2 separate regions of the Homo sapiens genome follow, and region 1 is linked to region 2. A link is an interaction called in ENCODE POLR2A ChIA-PET data of the cell type or tissue named here. Cell type or tissue: HepG2. All regions are shown on one strand. Each heading gives the region's core, and the rest is flanking DNA. Links, peaks and the distances in the headings are about the cores only. Region 1 overlaps RNPEPL1 (arginyl aminopeptidase like 1). Region 2 overlaps AGXT (alanine--glyoxylate aminotransferase).

Region 1 (5,363 bases), core at 288-5,287, 300 kb before region 2:
GGGGCATGCACCGGGTGCAGGTACCAGAGGGCAGCCTGGACTCCACCAGTTCTTGGAGAAACTGTGGAAGGGACCAGCTGGGAGCAGGAGTTTAGGGTCCAGGCCACCACAGCCTGCTGGGCCCTGGGCCTTCAGCGTCCTGGTCTGGGCAGAGGGGACGTCCCAGCTCCTCAGAGGGAGGCCAGAGCCCTCAGGCCCGTGGGCCCTGGCTGCCCTGCTCCCTGTATGTGCTCCCTCCAGCCCAGGTTCCCTGGAGATGGGGCCTCCATGGTTGGCCTGGAAGGGCAGGGTGGAGGTGGGAGGCTAATGGTAGGCCTCCTGGCCACCGGAGTCCAGGCCACAGCCCTAATGATGAAGCTGGGAAGCCAGGGGCAGGAGGGCCGCCTGGCCGGGCTGGCAGGGTGGGCTGGCTCGAGGGGCCTGGGGAGCCCACCAGTGTGACCGAGTGCCCCTCCTGCAGATGTCACGCATGTACACCATCCCGCTGTACGAGGACCTCTGCACCGGTGCCCTCAAGTCCTTCGCGCTGGAGGTCTTCTACCAGACGCAGGGCCGGCTGCACCCCAACCTGCGCAGAGCCATCCAGCAGATCCTGTCCCAGGGCCTGGGCTCCAGCACAGAGCCCGCCTCAGAGCCCAGCACGGAGCTGGGCAAGGCTGAAGCAGACACAGACTCGGACGCACAGGCCCTGCTGCTTGGGGACGAGGCCCCCAGCAGTGCCATCTCTCTCAGGGACGTCAATGTGTCTGCCTAGCCCTGTTGGCGGGCTGACCCTCGACCTCCCAGACACCACAATTGTGCCTTCTGTGGGCCAGGCCTGCCATGACTGCGTCTCGGCTCTGGCCATGAGCTCTGCCCAGGCCCACAAGCCCCTCCCCTGGGCTCTCCCAGGCAGGGAGAATGGGGAGAGGGACCTCCTTGTGTCTGGCAGAGACCTGTGGACCTGGCCTCCCCACTCCCAGCTCTCTTGCACTGCAGGCCCTGGGGCCAGCCCGCACACACCATGCCTCCTGTCTCAACACTGACAGCTGTGCCTAGCCCCGGATGCCAGCACCTGCCAGGTGCCGCCCCGGGGCAAGGGCCCCAGCAGCCCTATGGTGACCGCCACACTGTGCCTTAATGTCTGCCGGGGGCCCAGGCTGTGCTGTCCCTGCAGCACGCCTCCTTGCAGGGATCTGAGCCACCCTCCCCGCACAGCCCTGCACCCCGCCCCTGGGGTTGGCAGCCTCAGTTGGCCCCTGGCAGAGGAACAAGGACACAGACATTCCCTCAGTGTGGGGGGCAGGGGACACAGGGAGAGGATGGTTGTCCCTGGGGAGGGCCCTCTGGCCCCAGGCAACCTTAGCCCCTCAGAACAGGGAGTCCCAGGACCCAGGGAGAGTGTGGGGACAGGACAGCCTGTCTCTTGTAGCTTCCTGGGGTGGGAGGCACAGGGGCAAAGCAATACCCCAGGGAAAGTGGGAGGTGGTGCTGGTGCTCTCTCCAGGCCCACCATGCTGGGAGAGGCGGCCAGAGCCTGGGGCCTCCAGCCTGGGACTGCTGTGATGGGGTATCACGGTGATGGTCCCATTAAACTTCCACTCTGCAAACCTGATCTCCTGCGCTCTTTCTCGCGACTCTTGTCCTCTGCATCTTCCTGGCTGTGTAGGGTGGGCTGGCCTGCCGGGACTTGGGGCCTGGAGCTGGTCAGGAGCTGGGTGTGGCCCCCTCCTCTGATACATAAGCCCGAGAGCAGGCTCCCCGAATCCTGCCCAGCCCCTTGGCTGGACCCCCTGGGCCTGAGTAGCCTCTGGATGTCACAGGAAAGCCATGTGTCACCTTCACTCTGGGCCTTCACCTGTGGCTTAAGCCAAATCCCGGCCTCAGTGGTGATCCTTTCCCAAGATGGGTACAAGGTGACAGGCATGTTTTGTTTTGGAGAACTGAGATTTCCATTTTCCCAGGCGATAGGTGTCGCTGCCCTTCACAGTCCCCAAGGATGTGGCGCCACCATCTCAGTGCCACGCACACCTGGCCAACATGCCGTGGCCCAGAAGCAGCACGTCTCTTCTCCCAACCCGCTGGCCAGGCCCAGTCACAGCCCCACTCCACACATGGCAGCCAGGAAGTGGGGAGGGCAGGAGGTGCTGGGCAAATAACCCTGATACCATCACTGTCCAGTCCCCAGTCACCAAATGTCCCACTCACCCTCCTTCCTGTTCTGGATGCCCCGCCCCTCCCCTCCCCTCCCAAGGACATATGAGTCCCCTCCAGTGGCGGTGGCAACTCTGGTCTAGGGTCTGGGGCCGTCTCTACATGTGTTGCTTCATGTACCTTCTTCACATCAGGTCTGGGGGAGGCGCCACCCCATCCAGAGACCTAGGAACTAGAAGACTGCCACTGCCCCTCACACCCAGGGATAGGATGACTGCAGTAACCCCTGTGAAAGCGGGTATGGAGGGCACCTGGCAGCCCCTGCTGCATGGCCATCTAAAGTCTTGCCAGGCAGGCACAGCTAGGGCCCCTGCCTGGGAGTGGACACCCCACTCCCCCAAGTCATGTTCTCTGTGGCCTGGGGCTCCAGCCTTGGGAGGACCCCTTTCCTGTTTCTTAACCATGCTTGATGGTGTCCTCAAAGGAGCCCTGCTCAGTGGCAGAACTGCTTTCTCAGCCTCTTCCCCGCCAAGGTTGTTTTCAAGTCCCAGCAGTCACAGACTTTCATCCTGGGCTCTTCTTTCTTTTGCAATTCAGCTCTCGAAATGACTCTGTGGTCTGCGGGTGACTCCACTCCACGTGCCTACAGCCACGCCCACAGCGCCACCTCCGGACGCTGCTGAGCTGCGCACCTGTGCCTGACACCTGGCTTTGGGAAACTCAGCAGCAGTGCCCAGCGTCATGACCCTGGGGGCAGGAGGGCATCTGGATCCAGGATGGCACCCTCACCACAATCTGTCTTGGCTCTGTGCCCGCCCGTGGGGTACACAGGAGGGCTCTTTCAGCCCTAAGTCCTTGTGTTCCTGACCTTTGTTCCTCTTCCACCCAGCTTGCAAGTGCAGAATTTTTTTTTAGCTCGTCGCTTCCCTGCAGTCCCTTGTCCAATGCAGCCTCCGGCCGATACTCAGGCCAGTGTTGTTTCCCAACCTCTCCACTAGATACGCACACTTAGCTCACGGTCTGCCTCATGAGTCATCCCAGTTGAGCTTTACCAAATGTTTTGCCCCACCTAACAGCCTGCCCACATTCCAAATCCTGGCAGGTCGCACGTTTTATTAGCACAGCACCCCTCTCCTAGCGGCCAGCTTCTCTATTAGGCCACGTTATGCTCCAGCCACACAACTATGAAGCGCAGACGTCTCACACAACAAAGCTTTCTCATGCTGCAGGCCCACCTCAGGCTGGCAGGGGAAGGGGGGATTCTCTTCAATGTGACCACTCTCGGACCCGTACCGATGAACAGAGATCTCAAATGTTTCCAGGCACCTTGCCAGGGATAAGAGAGCTGTTGAGGGGCTCACACTGGCAGTGGAAGTTCTAAGGGGCCTACAACCACAGGGGCTGCAACCCCACCATATGCACAAAAGCGGGGGCAGATGGCAAACAGCACTAATGACAACGACGGAGCTGAGGCCAGAATGTGAGAGAGATCTGCATTTTGGGGATTAGGGCCTAGTCAGGCAGGTAGGAGATGATGTTCAAAAAGGGAAAAGAAGCGTGATGAAAGACTGGTTTCTACAGAGATAGATTAGAAAGCTGAAGCCTGAAAAAACAGTGAAGGAGACCCATGCAAATTTCTAGGCCCTGGAGGTCCAAATAAGGTTTTCTAAGTCCCTCAGGCCATGACAGGTTCAGTCCAGACTTGTCTCCCAGAGTGTTTCTCTGCCATCCCTACTCTAACTGGGACTTATTGGTGGTGTTTCTCTCCTAAGGCCAGATGCTTTGCACAGAACATTAGGAAACTCCAGATGTAAAGGTAAGGCACAACTGAGAATCACCTGCCCAGGGCAGCAACACAGTGTGAAGGAAAACAGGCCACTCAACCCAAACTTACACCTGAGACAGAGGCAACAGAAAAATCAGAAAAGGACTTTAGAACACATATAATCAAAATCTCAGACCTAAAGACGACTTTTGAAATAAACCATAACATATGAAGAGGCACTTATGAAACAAGAACAGGTAGTTTATAAAAAAGAACCAGTCAGAGACCCTGGAAATTTTTTAAAAAGCAATTACTAAAATAAAAAATGAAAACTCAGTCAACAGTGCTCTGGTTTGGATGTTCCCTCCAAAATTCATGTTGAAATTTAATTGCCATTGTGATGGTATTAAGAGGTGGAACCATTAAGAAGCGATTAGGCCATGAGGGTTCTGCCTTGATGAATGCATTAATGTCATTATCAGAGTGGGTTCGTTATCATGAGCATGTGTTGTAAAAATGAATTTAGCTGTCTCTTGCTGTGTGTCCTCTTGCTCTTCCATCTTCCCCCATGGAATGGTGTGGCAAGAAGGCCTTTACCAGATGCCAGCCCCTCGCCCTTGGACTTCCCAGCCTCCAGAACTATAAGAAATACATTTATTTTCATTATAAATTACCCAGTCCGTGGTATTGTTATAGGAACAGAAAATGCACTTGGGGATATTAGGTCGTGGAGAGTAAAAAAAAAAAAAAAATAAGTTCCAGTCAATCAAGGCATCCTCATTCTCAACATTGCCTGCATTCTACCCTCCAGGGGTCCCCTCCATGGCCCTTCATCTGCCCCCACCCCGCAACTCAGCCTCATTTCTTCAGCCATTTTCTCCCCCACATCTCTCTTCCCTTCCCATCAGACCTTCACATCCTGCAAGCTAAGCCACCTCAACTAGCCATGCCCTCAGGGCTCTTACTCAAGCACCCACCAAGATGTTTTTCCTAACAAAGACTGTCCTTTTACTAAGAGGAATCTGATGTCAGCTGTTAGTCTCCGCTCCCCCCCACCCCCCATCTCTCGGAATAATCACCTGGTCAGAGAGAAGCCCAAGAGCACGGACATGCCAGCTAAAGGTGGAGCTTGGCAAGGGTGTCCACAGAGTGGCCAGGCCCAGCACAGATCCGAGGGGCTTTTAACAGGCACAGGCAGAGTGCTAAGGAGATCACTACCACCCACCCACCCATCCAGCCAGGCCCAGATAAACCTCTCCTTGTTCCAAATGAATGAGCAAACAGAAAAATTCCAGTGTGGAGGGAATACAACACCCACAATGCAGAAAATAGCCCACATCCAAAATATGCTCCCCTCAGATAACTAGTCAACTGTGCAAACTATCTGCATAATCCTCACAATAAAGTTGAAGAACACAAAACCACTTCATACAAAGAGTTAGGAAAAAAATTCCTATAAGGAGGA
Region 2 (5,312 bases), core at 313-5,312:
CTCTGCCCAACCCCCCAGAGGCTCAGTTTCACATCTGCCCTGCGCCCTGCCAGGCTGCCCATAGCAGTGAGCACCACTGTCAGGGTCACCTCGCAGGGAACCTCAACCAGGCCGGCCGAGGGGCCAAGGAGCCTCCTGTGCCCATCCGCTTACGGGAGAGAGCCTGCACATTGCATCCACTGCGGTGCCTGCCCACCCACTCCATGGGAGCCTGTCTGTTTCTGCAGAGCCCCTCCTGATTTGGGAGTTCTCAGGCAGGAAGGGAGGGATTTCTGGGCTGATCCTCAAACTACTACTGAAAGCAGGGACCTGGGGAGGGCCCCAGGGACACGGTGCCTGGGGTGGCAGGGCTGTCCCTGGGGACCAGCACAGCAGAGGGAGAAGCTGCGCTAAAACGCTCAGGCCTGAGGTCATGGCTGCCACGCAGCAGTGCCCAGATTTGAACCCAGGACTCCCTTCCACATCTCCCCTGCTATCGTGTACGGATTCGTGGTAGGGTCGTAGCCTACCAGCCCATTAGCTAGGCAGGCATCCCGCTGGACTGGCCTGCCCTGAGGTGGGACTCACCCGTCCCGAGCAAACCACCCATCTACAGGCATCGACATCCTGTACTCGGGCTCCCAGAAGGCCCTGAACGCCCCTCCAGGGACCTCGCTCATCTCCTTCAGTGACAAGGCCAAGTGAGTGACCCACAGACCCTCACCTCTGTGCAGGGCTGGGCTTGCAGGGAGCTCAGGTGGCCCGAGGCGGGAGGGGCGGGAGCCAGGCAGGAAGGGCTCCCCATGCTCCTCCAGCACCTGGCGCTCTCCCGCCCACCCTCTGGGAGGCCAAAGGCACTGCGTTCACAGGGAGTGGGGAGGCCGGGCGAGGGGAGGGCTGCAGGCGTGTGCAGGGTGCAGAGTCCACTGCTCTGGAAGTTCCCAGCTTCACAGCAAGGAGTGACCAGGAAAGGACTGAGGGCCTGAGGCCCAGTGCCCTGACCGGCCTCTGCCCTGGCTCAGCTTCCAGGGGCTGCCCCAAGGGACAACGTGGGCCACACACAGTGCCCCCTGCAGTCCCAATCTCACCTCCCGCTCCTGGTGTCCAGATTCTGAGCCAGGCCGGGCAGGGGGTAGGGGAAGGGGGCCAGACCTCACAGGCGGTTCCCATCCAGCTGCAGCCTGGCAACTGGAGGTGCCGTTCCCCAGAACAGAGAGGACTTCGGGGAGAAGTCAGGAATTCGGTGTTGGACGTGGGAGGTCTGAGATGCCAGCTGGACCACACGGGAGGGTGAAGGAAGCGGCTGGGTGTGAGTCAGGAGCCTGGGGAGAGGCCGGGGCTGGCCCCTCCATCTGGAGTTGTAGAGACGGACACATTTAAAGTTTCAAGCCTGGCCAGTGTCCCCTGGGGCCCGAAAGCAGTCACCTTTGGGTGATGTGAGAAATGAAGGCTGACCCTGTAGGAGGGGCTGGGGGAGAGAAAGGGGCACACAGAGTGGAGGGAGCTGGCCTTGGTGCCCCCATGGCAGGGTCACACAGCTGGGCCCAAGGGCCAGCGGGACTGGACAGCTGAGGGACCCACGACCCACCCGGTCCCACTCTGGCCCCTGAGCACAAATGCAGCTGGGGCGGGCCCTCCTGGGGGCCCCACCCCGTCTCACTCCCGTGAAACAGGACAGCCAGCGAGACTGCCCTGGCCTTCAGCCCAAACTGAGAGGCTGGTGCTCAGCCTGCTTCTTTCTCCCCAGAAAGAAGATGTACTCCCGCAAGACGAAGCCCTTCTCCTTCTACCTGGACATCAAGTGGCTGGCCAACTTCTGGGGCTGTGACGACCAGCCCAGGATGTGAGGCCTGGCAGGGATGGGAAGGTGGAGGGCGCTGGGCATGGCTGAGAGGTGGGGCGCTGGCCTCTCACTGCACTCAGGGATTCTCCAAGCCCCCCACCTTCATGCCTCAAGAACCCCAACTAGAGCCCCAGAATCCGCCTGCATCAGGCAGTCAAATGCCCCACCCTGGGTTCCCCCATTCCTCGACTGGCCCGAGGCTCTGGGCAGGGTCATGGCCCCCACTGCCGCTTCCACAAACACTGTCCCCCCAGAGGTCCCAGCACACCCTCGGGCACTTTGGACCTGGCCCTGCCACATCTCCCCACTCCTGGGCCTCAGCTTACCCCTTCTGAAAAGACGACCTTGGCCATAAACCCAAGGCCCCTTATGTTACACACAGGAACAAGGCGCCAGGAATGGTGCCCTAGCCCAGTGGGCACAGAGGGCCAGTGCCGGCTTCGCAGGCACGCTGGGACTGAGGGGCTCCGCAGGGAGGTGGTGGCACGTGTCTCTGCTCCTGCAGCCACCCACTGCCTCCTGGCTGGGCCCTACACAAGCCATGCTCTCCCTGGCAGACGAAGCTGCCTTCCCGGTCCAAAGTTCTGAACCCGGACAGGACTCCTCTGCGGAGGATACCGGCCTGTGGTCAGAGAGCCTGTGCTGTTGGGGCTGGGGCAGACAGAGCTAATGCCCCATCTGCCCCCAACCCTGCCCATGGTGCTGGACCAAGCCCCCTCGTGTCTTCCAGGTACCATCACACAATCCCCGTCATCAGCCTGTACAGCCTGAGAGAGAGCCTGGCCCTCATTGCGGAACAGGTGCATGGGCTGCACTCCACAGGAGGAGACAGGGCCACTGGCTGGATTGTCGAGGGCGCGGCCTGCAGAGAAGGAACCATCCCTGGTGCACAGAGAAAAGGGAGCCTGCCAGAGAGAGGCCCTCAGTGGGGGTGGGGGAGAGAGGACAGGGCCCCGGGTACACTGGCTGCGGGCAGGGCCAGGGGGATACAGCCCCAGGGACAGATGCAGCAATGGGGCAGGTGTGGATGCTCCCAACCCTTCCATTGCTGTGTGAAGCAGTAAGTGAGGCCCAGTGAGTGGGTGGGCTGGGAGAAGGGGAGGCCGAAGGGGCCAGAGATGTGCCCACAGATAGGTGGGCGTGGATGTAAAGTGAGGGTTGGCAGTTCCTGCAGGCTTGTCCAGCTCCTATGGCAGGGCAAGAGCTGAGCATGAGCACTTGGGTGTGACCAGGGGTTGATTTGGCCACTGCAACATCCACACTCTCAGGACACTGCAACATCCACACTCTCAGGACACAGGCGGCTGAGAGTGGCCTCAGGCCCAGCAGCTCTGCAGGCCACGAGACAGGAAGTCCCACCTACTTTCATCTGGGTCCTGTGTCCCACAGGGCCCATTGCCAGCCACCAGTCCAGAGTCCAGGAAGGATCCCCGGGCTGCAGCCAGCTTCCCATGAGGTTGCAAGGCCGTGCCTGCCACGTTTGTCCTCCTGGGTCCACTCATAAAGCCACTGCCTAGGGCTGGGTTAGTGCCAGGGTGCCCCTGTAAGCTAAATGCCACCCGCACCCGCGGGGGAAGGCGAGGGGTCAGGCGCTCACACAGGGAAAGGCTCTAGGGTCGTAAAGGTGGGTGGGGGGTGTGAGCTGGGCAGAGAAGGAAGAGAACAGGACCAGACAGCAGGGCACAGTCAAGGGCAGAGGCACAGGGACCTGGCAGAGTGCAGATTGCAGGGGCACATGCGCAGAGAAGACGGGCCAGGGCCAGAGTAGAGAGCAGCTGCTGCTCCGGGGACCCACCTGGGGTGGCCATGAGAGCTGGTGGCTGGAGGCCGGGAGGACCCGTGACCAGAGGTAATGGCACTGAGGGGCCCAGGGCTGGAGAGACCACCCCTCACCTGTCCAGAGCTGAGGCAGGAGCAGTGCTGCGGAGGATGCCAGGTCGGGGGAGCTGGCCCTGAGAGGAGAGGGGGCCTGGGAGCCAGCACCCTGAGCCCTGGCCCTGATCCACTCCAGCCCTGTGTAGCCCAACAGCCCTTCCCCTCCTTGCCCAGTCCCCTCCCCCTGCAAGGCACTCTCCACTCTTCTCCCCCAGGGGCCACAGGCAGACCTCCCCTCTGTCTCTCTGAACCCTCCTCTGTCTCTCCCAGACCCAGATGTTTCCTTCTGCCCTGGGGTAGTCCCAGGCCCTGCCCCAGGCAAAGTCAAACTGGGGGCTCCAGGGGCTCCCCTGCACCAAGGCCTGCAGAGTCAGGTTCTTCCTCCCGCACCACAGAGGGCGGGGCTTCCTGCCCACCCCACCCATGTCACTGCCCACCAGCGCCATCTCCCACACAGGGCCTGGAGAACAGCTGGCGCCAGCACCGCGAGGCCGCGGCGTATCTGCATGGGCGCCTGCAGGCACTGGGGCTGCAGCTCTTCGTGAAGGACCCGGTAAGGAGGCCCCTGGCATTGGGCAGCCCTGCACCCATGGGGAAGGATGAGGGGCTCTTGCCCAGCCCCCTCAAGAGGGACACTGGCTCCTGAGAAGGAGGGGGCGGCTGCCCGGTGGTGTGGCCTCGGTGCCAGGGATTAGTCTCGGCAGGAGCCACGAAGTCACAGCTCCCGGCCTCTGATGCGGGATCTCAGGACGGCCTGTGATCTCCCAGTGGGAAGGTGCCCATCCACCGCCTCCTAAGGGGTGGGGTCCCTGCTCTCTCCCGGCCCTTTCTCCCCCGGCTCCTCTGGAACCTGAAGCTGGGGCAGATGGTGCAGGCCAAGAGCTGTCACAAAGGCCCGTACAGGGCCTCTCACCCACGCACTGAGCCAGGCCCCTCCTGCAGGCGCTCCGGCTTCCCACAGTCACCACTGTGGCTGTACCCGCTGGCTATGACTGGAGAGACATCGTCAGCTACGTCATAGACCACTTCGACATTGAGATCATGGGTGGCCTTGGGCCCTCCACGGGGAAGGTGAGAGGGAGCGCCTCGAGGGCCTTTTGCAGAAACCAAACCCGCCACCCCTCCTTGAGCAGGACTGTGCACCAGGTGCAGGGGAGGCCGGGGTCATCCGAAAGCCCAGATTGCAGGAGCGTCCAGAAGGGCCCACTCTCCAAGGGGTATCCAGTAAAGCGTATCCTGTCGCCCCTGCTCCCACCCCAGCCCACTGAGGTCACCAGGTGCAGCCTTTATGATTCCACTCGGAACATCCTTCCTTCCCTCTGACCAGACCCTGGAACCAGGCCGGAAGCCCCACGCCTGGGCCTGGCTGTGTCTCTGAGTGGCAGTGGGGAGGGACCTTCACTGCACCACCCTGTCCTCCCGTGTGGCTGCGGGTGCAGAGGGAGGAGAGCCTGCCCTGGCCTGGGTGCTCAAGGGCCCCCTCTGTGACCTGCACAGGGCTGTCAACTCCCCTCATGGACGCTGGGTGGGTGGTCCTCACTCAGGTGAGCCCATCCTGGCTCTGGCCAGCTGTCGGTCAGGGTCAGGCAGGTCCCAGGCGGGAGGCTGACGTCAG

The links. Peaks named below come from ENCODE experiments on the same cell type or tissue, not always from the same donor. Only the 100,000 strongest peaks of a DNase experiment are listed, where the experiment ranks them.
Region 1: POLR2A ChIA-PET joins it to region 2 with 5 read pairs; 1 of 35 experiments calls an interaction of 5 or more read pairs at or near these places.

What each region holds. Positions count from the first base shown.
Region 1 is chr2:240,577,139-240,582,501 of GRCh38, forward strand. RNPEPL1 (arginyl aminopeptidase like 1) reads left to right here. Exons shown (of 11, transcript NM_018226.6): 11 at 461-4,234. The coding sequence ends at 754. Among named protein-coding and RNA genes, the nearest start is that of CAPN10-DT, 6.5 kb to the right of the region's middle. RefSeq lists enhancers at 2,074-2,368, 2,866-2,985. In HepG2, for the core only: CTCF peaks have their summits at 2,804 and 3,187; a DNase peak (open chromatin) is centred at 3,123; H3K4me3 peaks cover 909 bases.
Region 2 is chr2:240,873,383-240,878,694 of GRCh38, forward strand. It overlaps AGXT (alanine--glyoxylate aminotransferase), which reads left to right. Exons shown (of 11, transcript NM_000030.3): 6 at 596-680; 7 at 1,727-1,822; 8 at 2,553-2,622; 9 at 4,155-4,250; 10 at 4,640-4,768. Among named protein-coding and RNA genes, the nearest start is that of AGXT, 7.2 kb to the left of the region's middle. In HepG2, for the core only: a CTCF peak has its summit at 1,052 (motif pointing left); DNase peaks (open chromatin) are centred at 889 and 3,219.